Regions from separate parts of the Mus musculus genome. Here region 2 is linked to region 1. A link is a loop called in an ENCODE intact Hi-C map of the cell type or tissue named here. Cell type or tissue: left cerebral cortex. All regions are shown on one strand. Links, peaks and the distances in the headings refer to the core of each region. The heading gives the core; the rest is flanking DNA. Region 1 has its middle 110 kb from the start of Runx2os3. Region 2 overlaps Runx2 (runt related transcription factor 2).

Evidence for each region. A loop is a pair of places that touch in the nucleus more often than their neighbours do. Peaks named below come from ENCODE experiments on the same cell type or tissue, not always from the same donor. Only the 100,000 strongest peaks of a DNase experiment are listed, where the experiment ranks them.
Region 2: a loop joins it to region 1, with 5 times the contacts of the local background. A loop is called at or near these places in 1 of 42 quality-filtered maps.

Annotation. Positions count from the first base shown.
Region 1 is chr17:44,452,944-44,458,320 of GRCm38, reverse strand. No RefSeq gene overlaps it. Among named protein-coding and RNA genes, the nearest start is that of Runx2os3, 110 kb to the left of the region's middle. In left cerebral cortex, for the core only: a CTCF peak has its summit at 2,469; DNase peaks (open chromatin) are centred at 2,467 and 3,941.
Region 2 is chr17:44,716,079-44,721,455 of GRCm38, reverse strand. Runx2 (runt related transcription factor 2) reads left to right here. Exons shown (of 7, transcript NM_001145920.2): 3 at 4,160-4,264. Among named protein-coding and RNA genes, the nearest start is that of Runx2, 18 kb to the left of the region's middle. In left cerebral cortex, for the core only: no CTCF peak of the experiment used is centred there; a DNase peak (open chromatin) is centred at 3,247.

The DNA.
Region 1 (5,377 bases), core at 314-5,313:
AAAATTATTTTATTGTTATGATTTTTGTCTAGAACAGTAGTAATTAATTTTACTCTAGGTCCATAGGCTGTCTAGTCTCTGGTACTTGGTCACCCAAGCAGTGTCACATATGGGTTCCATCTCATGGGGTGGGCCTTAAGTCAAATAAGTTATTGGTTGGCAACTCCTATAAGCTTTGTGCCACCATTGTCCTGGCTTTCTTGCAGGCAGAACAGCATTGTAGATCAAAGCATTTGTGGTTGAGTTGGTGTTTACGTTTCTATTTGGTAGCTTGCAGAATAGCGTTCTGTACCAAAGACACTAGACTGTAGGTGTGATGTTAGCCTGATTTCTTATATCACTCATGCACCAAGAATGTCACCACCCACAGTGGGCTGGGCTCCCGCACATCAATCATTAATTGGGAGAATAATCTATGGACGTGCATGTGTGGAGATCTAGGTAGAAGAATGTTCTGAATTGAAGTTCTTTCCAGATAACTCTAGTTTGTATCAAGTTGACAAAAACCTACCCAGGACACCTTGATACCACAAAAGTCAGAAGGAACTGTAGCACAATTTCATTGGCAAGACCATGATGTCAGGTGACACCTCCTGAGTGCCTATCATACTAGGGGCCACAACACTTAGTACTTTTACCCAGCTTAGGCCAATGAAATTCCAATGAATTTCTAAAAGTAGCATGATGGTCCATGTTGATTTTCAAACTGACAGCATTAAAAATCACCAAGGAAATGCAGGCATATCTGTGAGAGGCTTTCCAGATTGGGAAATTGGGATGGGAAGATCCACTGGGCATATGAGTGGCACCATTTGTTGGAAGGTCTGGGGCCCCAAGCTGAATAAAAAGGAGACGTGAGCTGAGTATCAGCGTTCAGTTCTTTCTGCTGATGTTTCACACACTCAAATGTAACATTAGAATGTAACATAACGACACTATGTTACAGGTGCCTCAAGCTCTGGTTGCCATGACTCCCCCACCCCACCCCTGCCATGATGGACTGTGTTCCCTTGAACTGGGAAGCCAAATCAAATCTTCCCTTAAGTTGCTTTGGTAAGGTTTGGTTTTTTTTGTTTTTTTGTTTTTGTTTTTGTTTTTGTTTTTGCCACAGCAATAAGAAGAGTGCCTAATACCACTCATCCTTGTATTCTAGAGAAGATGGATCGAGGTGAGCTGTCTCTGCTTATTTCAGTTGAAGCTGGGATTTAAGCCAGTTTGCCCTCAAAGCCGGGATGCTTCTCTTTCTGCCCCCTGGATCTCATAATGAACACTATGACTATTTGTTCCTCAATACTTCGTGGCTGTGTTCTCCAAAAACTACTAAGCTTTAGAAAATATTTTGAAAATCCCCACCAAGGTAGACTGAAGCAACTATACCACACTTTGCTTGAGAATTTCCCCCATGACGGGGATGAGCCCCTTCTCACCAACATCCAGCTCATGAGCTCTTGGCTTGCTTTGAGACCACAGAGCAGGGCAGGTGCCTCTGGTTCCCATGGAAGCTGTGACTTCAGAGGCCTCTCTTCTCAGCCCTTCTCCATCCTCTCCTCTCTGCCCAGGAGAAAGGCTGGCCCTGGGGGATGCTGAGAAACTAGATGCAGGCTTGCCTTTTAAATCAGGAGTCCTTACATCTTCAAAAGGACATTACAAGATAAATAGCGTGTCCATGGCTTCTTATTGAGATGTTGTAAAGGACTCACCCTCTCGTCTTCTTTTTCTTCGAGGATGCAGGGGTGGAGGTGGGTGGGGGTGGGTGGGGGCGGAGGTGAGGGTGGGGGGACTTTCTCTGGGTTTCTCCCTCTAATGCTACACTCTCCTTCAATAGGAAACAGGAAGGGAGAAATCACAGAAGTCGGAAATTCTAATGCACTTTTTCTCTTGTGTCAAAGGCTGAGCAAGCCCCAGTCACTCTCAGAAGATGGTGAGAGATTACAGACCCAGGTGCCAATCTGTATTTGAAGAGAAAGATTTTAAACATCACTGTCAACATGAAAAAGAAAAAAGAAAAAAGAAAAAAGAAAAAAAAAAAAAAAAAGGAAAGGGTGAGGGTGTTGGGCCAGGAAAGCAGAACTCTACTTTTCGTTCTTTTGCAGATGATCTCAGTCCTTGATGTCTAGGAAGGGAGAGGACTGGGGAGGGGCAGGGAAGGGGAAACCTCCTCTGGGTTAAGGAGTCTTTTAAAACTGTTGATCTTGCCAGGTTCCAACTTCCGACAGCAGCTAAAATAGTGTTGTCATTTGCAAGCGGGAAGGGACAATTCCTCAGGTTAAATGCACAGGAAGATCGCAAGGGGCTTTCCTGTACCTGTGCAGGGGCTTGGAGCTGCAACCCAACGAATCACGATGAGTGGAGGGTGCATTTGGGGGTCCTGAAAGGATGAAAAGACACATTTCCTCCCCTCAGAGTCTGCACACTCCCAGTGACTAGCTCAAAGAAAGCTGCCTCTGTGCAACATCCCCCTCTGCTGGATTCTTGTGTGGAACACAGCACCCTATAGCCCCGCTGCTGCCCGGAGAAGCTCAGCTGAGCCTGTCTGTTCATTTACACTCACCTGGGGTTGGCCAAGCTGATATCCCTTGCCAGACCCACTATAGCTTTGCCTGCGATGAACTGTTCTTCATCACTCTACCTAGGAAAGATAAGACACATTTCCCAGTGCTATGTGGGTGCTGGGTAGCATCGAGAGTTAGAACTTCAAAGGACGAGGAGTCTCTCAGAGAGGGAGAGCTGCTCCCTGAAGGCACACAGCTGTGAAGAAAAGAAGCTGGGCAGGGACCTCCTTCTTCTGCCTCTCTCTTTAGAACTCTCTCTTGCGACAGAGGAATTCATAAATGTTCATGGTAGATGAGTTTAGAGCTTTTGGTCGTGGAAATCACAGGACCATGTAGGGACAGGTGGTCCTTCTATCAGGCTCTCGTCCTCTGGCTGTGCATATCAGGGAGGAGGTGATATGGCTTTGATTTCATTGTGGAAACGGAATCAGAGTTGGTCTGGTCTGGAGTCCTCAATAATTCACAGACCATAGGTCAAGTGACATGAGAATACCTCTATATCCTGATCAGTCCTATGGCCTGAAACCTCTATAAAAGTGGCTGTGTCCACAGTGGTCTGTCCAGTAGAGTTTTCTGCAATGAGAAAGTGCCCCTTACCTGTGCTGACCAGCCCACAGCCTCATTAGCCACATGTTATTAACTGGCTCTTGAGGCAGGGATGGTATGTCAGGGGAAGTAGATTGAGTTTTATTTAACTTTAATATAAGTATAATTTCAATTTTGCTTAAATTTAAAGAGCCATATGTGTTTTATGGTAACTGAGGAAGGACAGAGTGACAGGGAAAGTTATAGGGACATAGGAACAAAAGAGAATACATCTCTGCCCAGCTGAGAATCAAGAATTCCAACACAGTTAACATTTGCTTCAGGCCTTTCACTCTTCTCAGCTGAAATTCTGCTATTCTCTAGGAATCTCACTAGAATCAATCTGTCTCTGTCCCTGTCCCTGCCTGTCTCTGTCACTCTGTCTCTGTCACTCTGTCTCTTCCTCTCTCCCTCTCCCCCGCCCCCCTCTGTCTCTTTGGTTCTTTTCGAGGCAGGATTTCTCTGTGTAGCATTGGCTGTCATGAAACTTCCTCTGTAGACCAGGCTAGCCTCAAATTCATAGAGATCCACCTGCCTCTGCCTCCCAAGCGCTGAGATCAGAGGTGTGTACTACCAGGGCCTAGTTACTAGAACCTCTCTTTACAGTTAGTTATACATCTCAACCCCCTTGTGCAACATAGTGGCTCCTGGCTTCATTTTATCAAATTGTCACGCCATCCAAGGCATTTCTAGGGTCTCTTTACCTCTCGTTCATCAAAGAAAGCAAGAAAATAAAATGGGGGGGGAGCCTTTTGAGATATAATGAGAACTTCCAATATGATGTATATGACTAATGCTAAGGCACTCACGCTGGGGCTTTTCCTTGAGAAGGCTACACCCACGCTTTCTAGTGCATCTTTACTTCTCAAGTGCCTTGCTTCCTTTTAACGCCCGTCTTTAAAAATCTCTGTTAAAAATGTCTTAATAAACCCAACTCTGCTTTGTGGGACAATGGACTGTACCAGGAAACTTAGTAAGGTTGAGTGGGTCTGAGACCCTAGCACCCAAGTGCCCACCTGAAACAGTAGGTGCTCCCTACCAAATACCTATCCTGAAACACATGATTCCCCACATAGTCAGGTAGCCCAGAACAGAGTTCTCCATGCTAATGAGGTATCTAGAGGCTCTGAGGGTTTAGCCAATGAGCTTCCCTTCCCAGACATTCCTTCCTGCAAAAGGTATTTAATCTCTGGTCCACCCTGAGAAGGTGGTATGCATCCATTTTCCATGGTGACCAAGCAATAAACAGTTTGAAGCCAAGGACTGTCTCTTTCATCAAGAACCACCGTGGAGAACATGGAGAAGGCCTTCCACTACCAAGCTGCACCATCTAAGCCTCCTGCAGAAGGCCCCTCTGTTCTCCCAGACAACCACTGCCAAGCTAAGGATAACCACCCATGAGCTAAGCCAGAGTTCCCATTCACCCGGCACCGGCCTCATTGTAGTCCTCAGGCCAAGGGCCCCCAAGTCTTTTACCAAGGAGTTTGGGAGCCCCTGGGTCTCCCACATCCTAGGCTGCATTTTTCATCCCCTGAGTGGTGTCTTGGCCCTTTGCTTGAGCTCAGCACCCCAACAGCAGAGGCGCAGGGTAAATGCAGTCTAGCGTCTCCCTGTTTCACCTCTGCAGCAGCACATTCACATCCCAGTGGTGGGGAGGGATGCAGACCCACACTGCTTCATACTTGCTCACCCAGAACTTCTTTGCTGGAACAAAGTCAAGGGTCTTGTTTGACTTGTGTCAAAGTCTCTAATGTGTTAACAGATCTCTGAAGGTTCCTTTGGGTAGAGCTGAACCTCCCATCCTGATGCCCACAGACAATGAGCTGTGGGGCATCACAGTCCATCACTGACCGAATGAGGCTCCCCACTATTCCATACTATTTCAGAATCAGCAGGACATTGAGGAGACCCCAGAATAGAGAATGTGGTCATGGAGCAGCAAGCAAAATCCTGGGCTGGGGTTTTGTGCCAGAATAGTCCTGTGGGGCTGGGGAATGCCAGCTTCCTGCTGCTCTGTCCTCACTATGTGATGGACAGGTGGGCTTCTTCCCTATCTTGTTGTCTCTGGGGAATTCTTCATTATCTTTTCCTCTCTGGAAAAACTTATAAGGTAAAACCCACTTACCATGAACTTGGCCTTTAAAAAAAAAGATAATGTTTTAAAGGAGAAACCTGTTAGTTACACTGTATCAGGGACAGCTAAGCTGGGAAGTTAAACTGAGATGACATAACTCTACCCA
Region 2 (5,377 bases), core at 205-5,204, 260 kb before region 1:
TCCTGCTATGTAGCTAAGAAATGATATGACTTTGGGTGGTATTTTGGGATTAACTCCTAGATGAAGCTGTGGATGATATAATTGGCTTTGCCTGAGCAGGATTCTGTGTGTCAGGGGGTTATGAATGTGTTTGCACATGTGTGCTGACATGTGTACCTGTGTGTAGTGCATGGGGCCCTCAGCAATGGATGCTGACATGCCTTATTCCATGTTGTCTCCACTGCTTTTCCCAAGACATAGTCTCTCAGGTAGCTGACTGTGTCCACTAGCCTGGGTGGACATGTCAGTGTTTCCCATGATCCCTCTGTACTTTGCTCCCCAGCTCTGGAGTTACAGGCATACATCACCATTCTTTCTCTCTCTCTCTCTCTCTCTCTCTCTCTCTCTCTCTCTCTCTCTCTCTCTCAATATGGGTGCCAAGAATCTGAACTCAGGACTTCTTTACCCCCTGAGCTATGTTTCCAGCTTAAGTAAGATTTGTGTTAAATGTCATCCATAGTCTTGCATTAGTGGATCATGTATGGATGGTAACTTTCCACCCTGGCACTGTTAAAATTCATAATCCTGGGGACTGGAGAGATGGCTCTGTGGCTAAAAGCACTTGTTGCTCTTCAAGAAAATCCAGTCTAGGCTGGATTCCTAGCACCCCACATGGCTGCTGGCACTGTTGGTCACCTTAGTTCCAAGGGGAATCCAATGCCCTCTTCTGACCTCCAAGGGCACCAGGCATACACGTGGTGGGCAGACATACCTGAAGGCAAAACACCCACGCACATAAAATTATATATAAAAAATGTAATCCTGGATCCTTGGAAAGTGGAAATTGGGAAACTTGTTTTAAGTTAAGGAAATCATGAATACCCACATAAACTTTTGACTCCGGAAATGCAGCATTAATGTAAGACGAGCTAATTAGTGAGTCTGGACAGAGTTTCTGCAAGTTTCTTCCACACTTTAGGGGCTGGGACTAATCGGAAGTGCAAAGAGTCCCCTTTTGACTTTGTTTTATTGTTAAAGCACAGTTTGAGCTTTAGGAATCCAGTCTGAAAGAGGAGTTTCTTCCCCAACCTTACTTCTTCTTAAAGCAGGCTTTGTTTGTTTGTTTGTTTGTTTTAATTTCAGCTTTATTTATTCATTCATTTATATTTATTTAGGTTTATTTTATTTTATGTGTATGAGTGCTTTGCTTTGCATGCATATCTGTGTACCACATATGTGCCTGGTGCCTAAGGAAGTGGTGAGCCTCCATGTGGGTACTGGGAATCAAACCTGAGTCCTTTGCAACAACAAGTGCTCTTAACCACTGAGCCAATTCTCTGGCCCTAAAAGGATTTCAAAAAGGAAGACTGGTTTATCTTTGAGTATTTTGTTGCTCTGGTCTTGAAGGGTGGATTTTGTATCTGGGTTTGTTTCTATAGGCAGTGTGTTTGTTTCTCTGACTTTGGGAGGAGCATAGGCAGCTTATTAAACCAAGCAGGTTGTAAAGATTTAAAATGGAAACATCTCCCAAACCAGTCATGATATATCCACTGACATTATCACTAGCAGAGCCTTCAGAGATGCTGAAGAAAAGCATACACATCCTTGATGTATTAACATCAGCACCAAGGATGCTGTCTTCCAATCATGCTCTTTGGAGATACTGTTAGAAACGGAATCCTGAGTTTGTGGACTACTGATCTCACCCAGAAGAATGTTTTTAAAATGTTTTAATTCAAATTAACTTTGAATCCAGAGACTCGGCCATGATTTTAGTTCTTAATCTGGGCCTCCCCCTCAACTTTTTGATCTGAGTTTTGGTTGACTTTGAGGTCTTTGGGACTGGTTTAGACTCCTGGCTGTCTTATTCTTCTGGCCAGTGTGAATGTTCACAACAGATCTTCTGTACGGAGTCAAATGACTTAAACCCATGTACTATCTTGTATGTAATAACTACAATATGCTGCCTCAATGATGCTTATAGATAGATAAATTCATCTGACACATTCATCCATTTAGAGATTTATTATTTCTGGGCACAGGGAGCTAATGGGGACTCACAGTTCCTAATTCCCTTTCCATATTCTGCAGCAAAATGAGAAAAAAAAACCCTCATTTTATTTCCCCTTCATCCTCATTCCTCCCCTCCCCCTTTCCTCTGTCATCCCCCCTCCCCCTCCCCTCCCCCTTTCCTCTGTCTTCCCCCATCCCCCTCCCCTCCCCCTTTCCTCTGTCTTCCCCCCCTCCCCTCTCCCTTTCCTCTGTCATCCCCCATCCCCCTCCCCTCCCCCTTTCCTCTGTCTTCCCCCATCCCCCTCCCCTCCCCCTTTCCTCTGTCTTCCCCCCTCCCCTCCCCCTTTCCTCTGTCATCCCCCTATCCCTTCTTCCCTCTTCCCTTTTTCCTTCCCTCCCTTCCTTCCTCCCTCCATTTTTCCTTCCTCCCCTCCCTCTCTCCTCTTCCTCCATGCCTTTTCTTTCCCTTTCTTCCTTCTTTTCTATGTGGGAGAATTAAATCCAGGGCCTTGCATAGGCTAGCTATCTCCGAGTTACATCTCTACCCTCGAATATTTAAGGTCAGAAAGATTTGAGTTTGGTTTCTGATGTTTCCCATTTATTAACTGTGTGACCTTGGGTAAATGACTAAGTTTCTCTGGGGCTAAGGCTTCCTCCTTCGTGAGCTGGGGCGATGACTCTAACTGGGGAAGATTAAATGAGATAATGTGGTCGACCAGTCTGGAGCTGACTGAGTTTCTGATCAACATTCATCTGTCTTATTGTTGGCCCTTCCCACATTCCTGCATGCCCTCTGCCTCTTAACCCCTGTAGCCACGGATGGCAGTCAAGGGGTCTTAAGACTATCCACACACAGTAACAAATGATGTGTTTCTTAACCAGATTTTAGCAACTTACATGGTCTGGTTTGAAAAGAAAAGCCATTCAGTAGACTTGACAGCCAAAGACCTGTTCCCCATTAAGCCTGGCGTAGAACCTGTTCCATATTAAGCTATGAAAAGATTGCATTAAACTTCACATTGCTACATATTGTCTAAGATTTGTGTTTTGATTTAATACTCCCAGCTTTCAGTAGAATGGGGAAAAAAAAATCTGACCAAAAAACAAAGCAAAACAAAGGGAGGCTTTTATCTGCTACAGGGGCAGCCCTTGAGTACTGGGGCTCAGCTCGCTGCTGTTTTATTGAGTCACCGCTTCTCGCCCACCTTTTCCTGTCTTGTAACAGTTTGCAGTTCTAACTATCTGACATGACTAACCATTGCAAATCTAACTGATTACAACTGTCAGTGCATCTGTAGAACAGAGGCCGGCATCTCCTGGAGAAAGCAGACGCTCAGATCCCTTACCACACTCTCTTCCCTGCCCCCTCCCATTCCTCATCACGTTTAAAGCTCATTAATTTGAAGCATCAGAGGGAATGCAGCCTTGCAGAAACTCTCTTTTAAAAGTAAAACATGTTTGCGTCGAGAGGTGTCATGCTTGCTTAGCAGAAACTAAGTCACCCTAGGGAGATCCTTCCAGATTTATTGATGAGATGTGTGGTAAGGGAGGGGAAAGACTGCTTGGAGATGAAATCATCTCCCCCAGGCGCATGAAGGCCTGGAGACACGGGCTCCCCTAGAAATGATTGCCATAGGAGCTTCCCGCTTTCATCTTATGGAAGTTTATCTGAGCAGCTCAGTGCTAAGGCCCTGTGATGTAAGTAACGCCACCAGTAATAATTTACCATTGTTCTCTCAAGGGGTCATGACCTTATCCTAAATAAACACTTCTAAAATTGTCTGCCCTCACGCTGGGATGTGCTCCTGACGTTGGAGAACGTTGGAGAAAAATGGAAAAAAAAAATCAGAGATGCCTCTTGAAGCAGCCCCAGAGTTTTGGTTCTGTTACCAAAGAGATTGTTTGGGAGTGGGGGTAGAGGTGGGGGTGGGGGTAGAGGTGGGGGTGGGGGTAGAGGGTAGAGGCTGCGTGCAGAGAACCGCAGGAGAGATGCTGATCAAATTTACAGGTGTTCTTGAGTGGCTGTCAGAGGGTTTCTGGTTTAGGGGACCAATTCCTGATTGGTTGCTGCCTCAGAGATGCCATGGTGAGATTTGGATGTCTGTATTATTGTAAGGTCATCACTGCTACCCATTTATAGTCACCGTTTCCTCTCTTAAATCTGCAGGCAAGAGTTTCACCTTGACCATAACAGTCTTCACAAATCCTCCCCAAGTGGCCACTTACCACAGAGCTATTAAAGTGACAGTGGACGGTCCCCGGGAACCAAGAAGTAAGTGCCTACCTTTCTATTGAAAATGCTAATAGAGTTTGTGGGGACCCTGTGAAGAATTCACTCTGAAGGTGTTAGTGTCACTGTCACTACACATGGCCTCTGCAAACTTTATCGTACTTTATTTTTGAATACATTTCAGGGAAGGGCAGTTCATAGAACTTTACAGTTAATAGAAAATAAAATTATAGCTTAGTCTTTCCCATAGAACTGCTTTATAACTTTGGGGAACAAGTGGATAGCTATTCAGTCATGATAACTTTTTAGCTAAGGCACTCCGCTCATCCCTTCTGTGCAGTGGGAGGGGCCAAAGAGACCCACGAGGCTGAGGAAGCAAACTATAAACTTTAAAATCTTGAGCTTAGTAAAAAAGCATTTGTGTGTGTTTCCCATGGCCCAAGAATGCGGTGTTTTTTTTTTTTTTTGTTTTGTTTTTTTTTTTTTTTTTAAGCTCGCCCACTCAGTTCCCTTTATAAAGAGCACAGGACTTAATTACAAAGAATTTATTTGCAAATGATAACTTGCTTCATCATTACAAACACGGTTGTCTGGCCATTTTCTAGTAACTGTTTTGGATAGTTTCTTTAACAGAGAGATAGATACAAGCTAGGTTCATGTCCACCTTGGTTTCTTTGTCTATGTCTTGCAAAGCTTTATCTGGTGCTCAGCTGCAGGTAGTGTCTCTGTCTAGGCCAGGATTTATTCTCTTCCTGAATCTGGGTCAGACCTGACTGACTTCCACTGCCGCCCACAGTGACTTGAGCAAGCCTGGCACTAAAATACATCTACAGAGCAAAGGTTATTCCAAGTCGAGGTGAGACGAGTTCTGTAGCACATAATATAATGTAAATAGCATAGAATGGGCTGCCTTTGCAGGCTGAATACATTGGAAGTCCCAGGCATTGCAATTAGGAGGTTAAATTTGGCTTTTGATGGGGGCAGGCAGCAATGGAAGTGTTTGTTCTAACTTGATCTTCCACCTAGACAGTGAGGACGGATTCTTTCCATCCCCAGAAGTAAGGGAGGAGGCCTAGAGGGCTTCGCCTCTTCCTGTACTGTGCATCTTTTAGCAATGGGATCAATCTTACAGTAGCCCCCACCCCCACCTCCATC